Linked DNA regions of Homo sapiens: region 1 is linked to region 2. Evidence: chromatin contacts called from ENCODE Hi-C or POLR2A ChIA-PET data. All regions are on one chromosome and are shown on one strand. Each heading gives the region's core, a stretch centred on a gene start or an enhancer-like site at or near the end of the contact. The rest is flanking DNA. Distances are from core to core; before and after follow the strand shown.

Region 1 (5,160 bases), core at 2,628-5,127, 3.1 Mb before region 2:
TTAAATTCCTTTATAGCCTCATTCAAAAAGCTCACAAAGGTAGGATCTGCAATAATCTATTTTGCAATCCCCTAGGTCACCCTTTCCTCACCCACCTTTCCAGATATAAACCGTTCGACAGAAGGTTAACTTTGGGCCGGTCGCAGTGGCTCACGCCTGTAATCCCAGCACTTTGGGAGGCCCAAGTGGGCAGATGACATTGAGGGCAGGAGTTCAAAACCAGCCTGGCCAACATGGTGAAACCCTGTCTCTACTAAAAATACAAGAAAAGTTGCTGAGCATGGTGGCAGGTGCCTGTAATCCCAGCTACTTGGGAGGCTGCAGCAGAATAGCTTGAACCTAGGAGGTGGAGGTTGCAGCAAGCCAAGATCACGCAACCACACTCTAACCTGGGCGACAGTGAGACCCCGTCTCAAAAAAAGAAAAAAGTAACTTTGTTCAGGGGTATGACTGAATCATGAACACAGAATTTAGTATTACAGACAACCCTTTGAAAGCAGGCAGTATCTTTTTTTTCCCCCATTGCTCAGCATATGTAGTTGTCACTAAGTGCCTTCTGATTCTTGCATTTAGGAGAACAAGGGGCCTGCCACTCCAAGCTGATGCAGTAAACCAGGGTCTTATGAGTTACAGGCTTTGATTAAGGTATTGGGCTGTCAGTTCCTCAGAATCTCTAAGGGTCACAATTATTTAGGCAAATCACTGTATCCCCATAATCAAAGTATTCCAAGATCACAAACTCAATTTTGTCAGTGCCCAGAACTGACTGCCCAAGTTATTATAAAAAGAAACTAATGCTTACATTGGTAGCATCACATCAACACCAGCACTAGCACCCATGCCATCTGAACTCATGAACCAAAGTGATTTGGAGAGTGAAGGAGGAACTGAATACTGAGCCCTGCCCCTCATTTTGTCCAACTAGAACATCAGAATGTGGCCCTATTTGGAAATAAGGTCGTTACGGAAATAATTAGGTAAAATGACGTTATATTTGATTAGGGTGGGCTCTAGATCCAATGACAAATCATGAGAGAGACACGAAGAGGACCATGAGATGACAGCAACAGATTGGAGTAATGCAGCTACAAGCCAAGGAACACTAAGGATTACTGACAACCACCAGAAGACAGGAAGAGGCAAGGTAGGATTCTTAAGTGCCTCCAGCGCCAAGAGTAATTTTCTGCTTAGTTTATATGAACTTGTTACAGTAGGCTCCAGGAAACTAAAACAAATGGCAGTTCCTATCTGCAAGAAAGAGATCAAGGGTTGGCTTCACCGTGGCTCATGCCTATATGCCTGTAATCCCAGCACTTTAGGAGGCTGAGGCTGGAGGATCACTGAGCCCAGGAGTTCAAGACCAGCCTGGACAACACAGCAAGATCCAGATTAGCCAGATGTGGTGGTGCACACCTGTAGCCCCAACTACTTGGAAAGTTGAGGTAGGAGGATTGACTTGAGCCCTGGAGGTCGAGGCTGCAGTGAAGAGTGATTCCGCCACTCCAGCCTGGGCGACAGTCTCAAAAAATAAATGTGGCTGGGTGCAGTGGCTCACGCCTATAATCCCAGCACTTTGGGAGGCTGAGGTGGGTGGATCACCTGAGGTCAGAAGTTTAAGACCAGTTTGACCAACATGGTGAAACCCCATCTCTTCTAAAAATACAAAAATTAGCTGGGCGTGTGCCTGTAATCTCAGCTACTTGGGAGGCTGAGGTTGCAGTGAGATAAGATTGCACCATTGCACTCCGGCCTGGGTGACGGGGTGAGACTCTGTCTCGGGATAAATAAATAAACATGACCAAGGGTCAAATTATTAGGTTGATTCAGAAGAGAGCAGGGTCTTTCAAATTTATTAATTAAATGACGAGGTTTCACCATGTTGACCAGGCTGGTCTCGAACTCCTGACCTCAGGGGATCCGCCCACTTCAGCCTCCGAGTGAGCCACTGCACTAAGCCTCAAATTTAATTATATGTTTACAAGTGAAAAGATTTACTTCAAAATGGGTGTGGGAAGAGATATAGATGAAATAAGATTTCTAATTTTTAGTTAGATACATCCATGAAGGTTATTCTCTATTACACTTATGAATGCTGCACCTCTACTTAAGCCTCACAGCCGGTCTCTGAAATAAGTACAGTATTTCACACTGCCTTATTAGTTTCACAGAGCACCCAACAGAAGGAATTTCCCTCTACAAATTCCTCAACAGAGCCAACAGTATCCCTACTACTATCCATTCCCTAACGTCGCCTAAGTACCTACCATGCAACAGAAGCCAAGAAGACAGGCCTAGCCCTGCACGCATGGACACATACTGGTAGGCTATTTCCACAACTAACTACACATTCTGACTTAAGGGAAAAAAAAAGAACGTTATGTATCTAGAAAGCCAAGAATTCATTAGGTTTGTGGAGAGAAATACTCAAGTGAAATAATATTCTTGCATTCATTGATTCGATTCTTAAAAGCCAAAGAAAGATGGATGTACTCCTTCACACTTCGACAGGAAAGGAGTGTCAATTATGGCTCATCTGAGTAAATGTCCCACTCAGACTTCTTCCACCCTCCATCTACAGGCTTCTTCACACTTTTTATCTGTTGGTATTTCTACTTATCCCTCAAGATGCCCAATAATCCTCCAATTCTCAGGGAATATAAATTTCGCAGGAAGGGTTGCTGTTATGATGGTGGGATGGGTAAAGAAACCGAATCTAGAAGAAATCTCACAAGCTCGTGGTTCAGGAAAATCTTAGCGAATTCGGGTGAGCAACCATACCTCCTCCCCACTTCCCCAGGTGAAATGTTTTGGCTTGACCTTAGACCACTATCTTGGCTTTAATCACTTATTTTCTGTGGTAAATGCTAAAGGGGTCAGTCTCTCCCTAAACCACTTTCTTTTCTTAATCCAGCAGTCAAGGTGATCTGGATGAGACTCAAGTCTCCCCAGCCTTGCTTCATTTTTGCTTATGTCTTCACAACCCAATTCTCATTTACATTCCCTATTCCTTACCCTACTTCACTTACCTTAATGGCAGTGATGGCAAAGGCTATTTTCCGCCGCCCATCGATGTTGGTGTTGAGTACTCGCAAAATATGCTGGAACTTTTCAGGGATCACTAGAGACTAGTTGAAAAAGTACGGGGGAAGAAATCAGACACAGTAAACTATCAAACAGTAAGGCCGATAAGGCAAACGAACTTCATACAAAAAGGTTAAGCCTGTCACACAAGTGGCAAGACACCCGCCCCCCATTCCTTAGGTTTTCACACCACAGAGCAAACTCCTCAGTCCTGCAGAGTAGGCACATGAAGCGTTCAAGCTTGGGAAAATGCAACCTCTGGAGAGAGGAAGCAGGTCTCCTGCCCATTCCCAAAAGTGCGTGGCAAAAGCCAGAGTTCCCCATATACGCCCAAGCCTTAGACAGCTTTCGTGCGCCCGAGCAGTGACCCTTCCTCGGGCCCGCTCTCCGGAATTGGAAATCTTTGGTGTCCCTTTCCAGGGACGCGATCCAAGGCTCCATACAGAAAGTCGCAGGCCCTCAGGGCAGGACGTTTCCAGAACCCTGACAGCCGGCTTTCCTTGCCCGAGCTGCGATGCCGCTGGATCACGGCACGGATTCCAGTCTTACCATGGCTGCAGCACAAGCGGCGGCGTGTAGGCCTCCTGTGGAAGAGAGAGCGGAAGTGACGCGATATCATTATATAGCTTCCAGGAGGAAGAGGCGGTGCGATCTAGGAGAAGTGCTTCCGGAAACTGTTTCAGCGCGACCTGGCTGGATTTATGAGAGTATGGCTTGGGTACCACAACTTCCGGTGCGCCTTTCTTTACAGTTCGTAAGGTTCATAGGTAAGAGAACAGCGAAGGTTCCGGGGCTAGTTTGTGTTTCAGACTTCCATATTTCCATTTGCAGTTGGGTGAAGTGGTTAGAGCTGAAAGGGGACAGCTGGAGTCAAACAACTTAACTCAAATATCTGGGAACGATTTCGCGCTGAGGAAGACCCTTTGGGACTTGTAGCTCCACTCCGGGGAACGGACTCGCCGGGACTGACAGTTGCCGGAAGTGAGGCTGCGGGGAATGGCCGCCGCTGCGACCATGGCGGCTGCGGCCCGGGAACTGGTGTTGCGGGCTGGGACCTCAGATATGGAGGAGGAAGAGGGCCCGCTGGTGAGAGCGCGGAGCTGTTTCTCCTCCGTAGTTCCGGTGCTCCTAGCTTCAGAAAGACCTGAGCTGGGTTTAGGCACAAGGGTGGGAACTTGGCTGCTACCCGTGATATTACCTGTTTGGCTCCCCGTACCCTTCCCTGTGATCAGACCCGACCCTGAGCGGGACCCTAGTGGCTGAAACTCATGTTCTGGGGCACAAAATTTCAACTTCACTCCACATTTTGGGGTAGAGTCACGAAGTAGTATAGTGTAAAGGTTAAGAACATGGCCTCTGAAGCCAGACTGCCTGAGTTCTATCTCTGCCACTTACACGCTGTGTGCCCTTGGGCAAGTTAACCAGCTTCTCTGTGCCATCATTTCTCACACCTTTAAGGTGAGGAAGATAGAACCTATTGTATACATCGTCGTTAGGATTAGATGAATATGTGTAAGATTGCACCTGGCATGCAGGTAAACACTATGTGTTTTGACATTTCTAGAAAGCCTGGGGTTCCCCAGAGGTGTGATAGAACACCCAAGATGGCAGGAGTCTGAGGGTCTTAAATTTAAGTGCAAGTTCTGCTCTATCCTCTGCAATTCCTAGCTTTCCTCATTCGGTCATCTCCACTGCACTTTTTTTTTTTTTTTTTTTTTTTTGAGACGGAGTCTTGCTCTGTCGCCCAGGCTGGAGTGCAGTGGCGCGATCTTGGCTCACTGCAAGCTCCACCTTCCGGGTTCACGCCATTCTCCTGCCTCAACCTCCCAAGTAGCTGGGACTACAGGCGCCCGCCACCGCGCCCGGCTAATTTTTTGTATTTTTTAGTAGAGACGGGGTTTCACTGTGTTAGCCAGGATGGTCTCGATCTCCTGACCTCGTGATCTTCCCACCTCGGCCTCCCAAAGTGCTGGGATTACAGGCGTGAGCCACTGCGTCCGGCCTCCACTGCACTGTCTTGTCTTTTACCTTTTTTTGTTTTCTTTAGACGGGTTTCCCTGTGTTACCCAGGTTGACCTT
Region 2 (5,337 bases), core at 2,264-4,763:
ACTGAGAAGTTGGAAAGGCCTGTCTATTCAGTTTCTTCTTGGCATACCTGTGTGGCAGTCCCTCCCTCAGGGCATAGGAGAGGATGCCTGTTATATAAGGGGCCTCAGATGAAGGAGGGAGAAGGAGGGAGCAGGTCAGAGAGTGACCTTCCTAGATTTTGTGGCCTGCTTCAGGGAAGAAGGGGCGAGGGGAACTCTAGTTTCTATGGCCTGCTTCAGGGCAGAAAGGAGCAAGAGGTCAGAGAAACCTTCCTGTTTCTGCTATTTTCTCAATTTCCAAGGTGCCATATTTTGGGGTGGCATTTCCTGTACCCTGTCATATACAAACTCATTTTTAGACAGCGGCCTTTAGTTCCTCCTGAGGTTAAACCAGAGCTGCTCAAGGAATATACCTACTAAATCTTCTTGCTCCATTTAAGATATTTATTTCAAATGCAAATAATTATACCATACCCTTTGGCCTAGTCAGCACTGATTCACTATTTCAAAGCTTTACATTTAAGCCTCATAATAACCGTACGAAGCAGATCTAGCTACTTCCATGTTACAGAAGAAGAACCTGTGGCACACAGAGGTTGAGCAGCTGCCCCAAAGCCTCACAGAATGTGGCAGACTGGAGAATTCAACGCAGAACTCTTACCCAGCCCCATATGCTGCCTTGGCCTCCATCTGGTATGACCACAGAAATGGAGAGCTGGAGGAAGGAATTTCAACTCTGCTTCAGAACCTTAAATGAAGCAGGAAGCTGTAGAGGGGCACAAAGCTACAAAGCTGCTCCAAAGCTGTCTCCTCCAACACAAAGCAGAAATTGTGTTCCCAGCATCCATTTCTGTTACCCTTACTTGGACTTGAGAAGCTGTATCAATCAAGATGTAGTGTGGTGGGAGAGGGACTCAGTGCATGACTGATACCCAGCCAAGCAGGGCCAGGCAGCTTTAGAAATGCCCACACTGGGGAATTGAACAATGAGAACACATGGACACAAGAAGGGGAACATCACACACCAGGGGCTGTTGTGGGGTGGGGGGAGGGGGGAGGGATAGCTTTAGGAGAGATATACCTAATGCTAAATGATAACAAACCTGCACGTTGTGAACATGTACCCTAAAACTTAAAGTGTAATAATAATAAAATTTTTTTACAAAAAGAAAAAGAAATGCCCACACTGAGCTCATTTCATTTAACAAACATTTATTTACATGGAAGCCATGTGCATGGAAGACAGGTGTTGTCTCAACTCTCTTGGGGCGTACACTGAGGGGGAGGAAGATCGAAAATAAACACATTGACAAAGAAATGAACAAGGTGCTTTCAAATGGCAACAAATGCATGAAGAAAGGGAAACAGAATAATGCATGATGGGGAACTGGTTTCAACTGGGTGAGGGAGGAAGACCTTTCTGAGATGTAGACATGACTGACAAGAAGCGGGCAGCCATGCAAGGGGCTGGGGCAGGGAGTTTCAAGACCAGGTGTAAGGTGAAAGCACAGGGACCGAGGGAGAAGTGGCATGAGGGAGGTCAGAGAGTTAAGCAGAGCTGTCATGTCAGGAGCCCCAGCCCCTGCAAGAGTCTTCCATGCCCCTCTAAGTGTGCTGAGAGGATAGAGAATTTTAAGTGGGGTGGTGGATTTGTGGCTGGAGTCTGCCCAGAATGGTCTGTGAATAGGCCAAAGACCTCAGGACAGGGAGAAAACGCTTAGTGGCACAGCATTATTTTTTATTTTATTATTATTTTTTGAGACGGAGTCTCGCTCCGTCCCCAGGCTGGAGTGCAGTGGGGCGATCTCGGCTCACTGCAACCTCCGCCTCCCGGGTTCAAGCGATTCTCTTGCCTCAGCCTCCTGAGTAGCTGGGACTACAGGTGCGCGCCACCACGCCCGGCTAATTTTTGTATTTTTAGTAGAGACGGGGTTTCACCATGTTGGCCAGGATGGTCTCGATCTCTTGACCTCGTGATCCGCCCACCTCGGCCTCCCAAAGTGCTGAGATTACAGGCGTGAGCCACCGCGCTCGGCGGCAGAGCATTATTTAAGGAGCATGTTAAACACACTTTCTTCCCACACCACCAACTAAAAAAGCAGGTATCAAGAGGGTCTAGGTAGGTGCTGAGACCACCTCCAGAGCACAGGCCCGCCAGAGTTGTGCTCAGCAGGTGAGGTCTACACTCCTCTCAGCCCGGAGGGGCAGCGTGAGTTATACTGCTGGACAAAGGGGAAAAAGACAAAATGCTGGGCTGGGGTAGAAGGGAAGGACGCGGGTGTTAAATGTGGGCGTGGTTTCTTCTGAATGTCCCACCCACTCCACTATACATTGCTTAAATGCAGTGCAAATTTCCCTACCCCCAGCGGAGGAGGGGTGAAGATTCAGCAGGTTTTAGGGTCTAGGACCCTGAGCTCCTCCATTCATGAATACCCAAACAACTGTAGCCCACCCTCTCACCACTGCCTAGGCGGACGACCAGTGTCCCCAGCTAGATCTCTACCCTTAGGAGCAGGGCACTGGCTGACCCGGAGAACCTGCGCCGCCTCTTCTCAGCCTGCTGCCAGCCCAGTGCACGAGCTGAATGCCGCTGCCGCCTGGCTGGCCGGGAAAGACGGGGATCTTGACGCGGCGGCGCCTGGGACACGGCAACCGCAGCACAGGGCATGGCCCTGCGGCTGGACCGGACGCGGCGGCTGCAGGCAGAGCAGGAAGAGAGCGCAGGCTGGGCAGCGGCGTACGCTTCGGCGACGTCAGCTTCCGGGGCCGTGGACGGGGGCGCGCCCGAGCCTCCTGGAAACCTCCCCACCAAGGACCTGGGGAACCCAAGTCTCGGCCCGCTTTGTAGCCTCTGGTTTCTAAATTCAGCGTCGAGGAGCGAAAACAACCCCCCTGAACTGGGCCCAGACCCTTAAGCTCCTGGAACCTCAGTTTTTCCTTCCGTCGAATGGCGACAATGGCTGTCTGGTTGAACGTTATTTTACCTAGGAAGTAATAATTTTCGTAAATAGGTCTCTGAGAGTATTTGCTTGCTAAAATCCTGCTTTGTCCTGGAAGCAAATTTAGGCCACGTTAGGGGCGGGGACTTCGTATTTGATGTTGAGCACCTGGCGAGCGCCACCTTCGCCTCAAAGCGCCCTCGGACCCTGATCCAGCATAAGGCCAGAGTTGGGCAGTGAGGGGTCTCGAGAGGTGGAAAGGGGATTATTGCCCTCTCAAGAGTCCTACGTAGGTGACTCCTAAGCCTTAGCATTTACTCCCTTAGACCGTGTAACAGGCCACCCCAATTACGCGCCAAACTCAGGCTGCGGCTCTTGGCGCAGCCTCGGTCCCGCCTGATTTCAGTTTCCATTTCGCTGCCCCTGGTGCCCCACCGCCCGCGGCTGTCTGGGGATTTGCCCGGTGATCAGTGACGTAAAAGAGACTAAGGTTCCCATTGGATGGCGAAGTTCGGCAGGAGCCAATCCCGGGGCTGGTCCGGGAGAAATCTCGGCGAAGGGCCCCGAATAGCCGGGAGATTACGGGGCGGGGACGAGCTGTCGCGCTGGTTGCTCGTGCAGGAGCGGGACCCGGAACAGACCGCCGTGAGAGAGGAGGGGTGCCGGCCGGGATTCGCGGCCCGGAGCTCGGGACCGGTGAGTAGGGGGTGCACATGAGACATACAGCGAAGCAACAGTCTCGTACGCTCACCGGGTTTGGGGCGACCCAACGCAGCCGCCGGGCCCGGGTTCAAAACGGGGCCAGGCCCCCGGGCGGGCTCAGGAGGGGGTCAAGTTCGCTGCGTCCTCCCTGCCAGCCAGATCCCTCCTGTTTGCTTGTCCTTACATTCTCCCCCTCCTCTTGGGTCTTTCTCGCTTTCTGGTATCCTACTCAGACTCCCATCCATTCTAGTCTGCGGAACCAGAAGTAAGCGGGGCCTGGATGACCGTCCGGTTGCTTGGAGCCTGGTAGATAGGCGACTAATCCAGCTCCCTGACCAAAGTGTCATGCTTTCTTTCTCTTTCTTTTTTTTTTTTTTTTTTTTGTTCGGAGTAAACCGGTTTAGCCACAAATACTTGGAGCTGTGCTTTCACTCCTTCCAGCTCATTAGCATTTTTCTTACTGATTTTCTCCCTATTTGGCCTTAGAAAAAAAGTGTAAATTTAACTCTGTGGAGTAAATGGGAGGGACACACTTCCAAATCTCCAGTAGATTTCAAATTTTGACCCACGATTTGTGTGTACTTCAAAAGAGGGGAGAATGACATTCGTTTATGCATGCCTTAACCTCCTGTTTTTAACTCTTAGCTGAAATCATAATCCCTAACATGTTTTTCCCCAAGTTCAAAAAAATCACCTTTAAAAAAAATAGGCTTTTTATGTTTCAAAAATTGCAATTTTATTGTTTAAGTAGACTTTATTTCTTACAACACTTTTAGATTTACAGAAGAATTGAGAAGATAGTACAAACTTCCCACATGCTCCAAACCGGATCCCCTGTTATTAACATCTTACCTCAGTGTGGTACATTTGTTGCAGTTAACCAATATCAATACATTATTATTGACCAAAGTCCATAGTGTGTTCAGATTTCCTTAGTTTTTACCTCAGTACTTTTTCTGTTTCATGATCCCATGGAGGTTACCACATTACATTTAGTTGTCATGTCTCCTTATGCTCCTCTTGGCTGTGGGAGTTTCTCAGACTTGTTTTGATGACCTTGACAGCATTGAAGAATACTGGTCGTGTATGTTGTAGGATGCCCCTCTATTGGAATTTGATGTTTTTCTCCTAAGACTGGGCTTATGGGTAACTGGGAGGAAGACCACAGAGGTAGATTGCCATTATCATCCCATCGTATCAAGGGCATGTACTAACATGATTTATGACTTAATATTGATTTGGGTGAGATAGTGTTTTTCAGGTTTCTCCACTGTACAGTTAGTCTCTTTTCCACTCTTTGCGTGTATTGTCCTCTTTAGAAGGAAGTCACTAAGTGCAGCCCATACCTAGGGAGCCAAGAGTTATATTCCCCCTTCTTGAGGGCAAGTATCTACATATTATTGTTTGCAGTTATTCTGCATGGAAGATTTGTTTCTCTCTTCCCCCAATTTATTAATTTATTCAATCATTAATTTCAGTGTAGACTCAGGGACATTTATTTTATACTTTGGTTTATAATCCAATACTACTTAATTTTGTTGCTCAAATTACTGTGGCTTTGGCTGTTGGGAGCTCTTTTCACATTGGCTCCTGTGCTCTTTCATAGTATTTTTATAGAGCTTTTTGCTAATGAGACACTCGTACTTATGTGACCTTGCCTCAACCTCAAATAGCCTGGTAAACTTGGCAAAATATTTTCCCCTTGTTAAGAGGTAAG

The links. A loop is a pair of places that touch in the nucleus more often than their neighbours do. ChIA-PET counts read pairs that join two places held with the same protein, here RNA polymerase II (POLR2A). Pooled maps may share reads with other maps.
Region 1: a pooled map shows a loop between it and region 2 (9-fold over the local background). The contact joins the promoter of VPS52 here to the promoter of TRIM26 in region 2. A Hi-C loop is called at or near these places in 1 of 50 pooled maps. POLR2A ChIA-PET finds 5 or more read pairs at or near these places in 2 of 52 experiments (activated T-cell and naive thymus-derived CD8-positive, alpha-beta T cell).

Annotation. Positions count from the first base shown.
Region 1 is chr6:33,270,593-33,275,752 of GRCh38, reverse strand. VPS52 (VPS52 subunit of GARP complex) reads left to right here and starts at 3,877. Exons shown (of 20, transcript NM_022553.6): 1 at 3,877-4,167. The coding sequence starts at 4,078. It overlaps RPS18 (ribosomal protein S18), which reads right to left and starts at 3,678. Exons shown (of 6, transcript NM_022551.3): 1 at 3,631-3,678; 2 at 3,027-3,125. The coding sequence starts at 3,633.
Region 2 is chr6:30,211,582-30,216,918 of GRCh38, reverse strand. It overlaps TRIM26 (tripartite motif containing 26), which reads left to right and starts at 3,513. Exons shown (of 10, transcript NM_003449.5): 1 at 3,513-3,614. RefSeq lists a silencer at 2,653-2,835 and an enhancer at 2,294-3,182.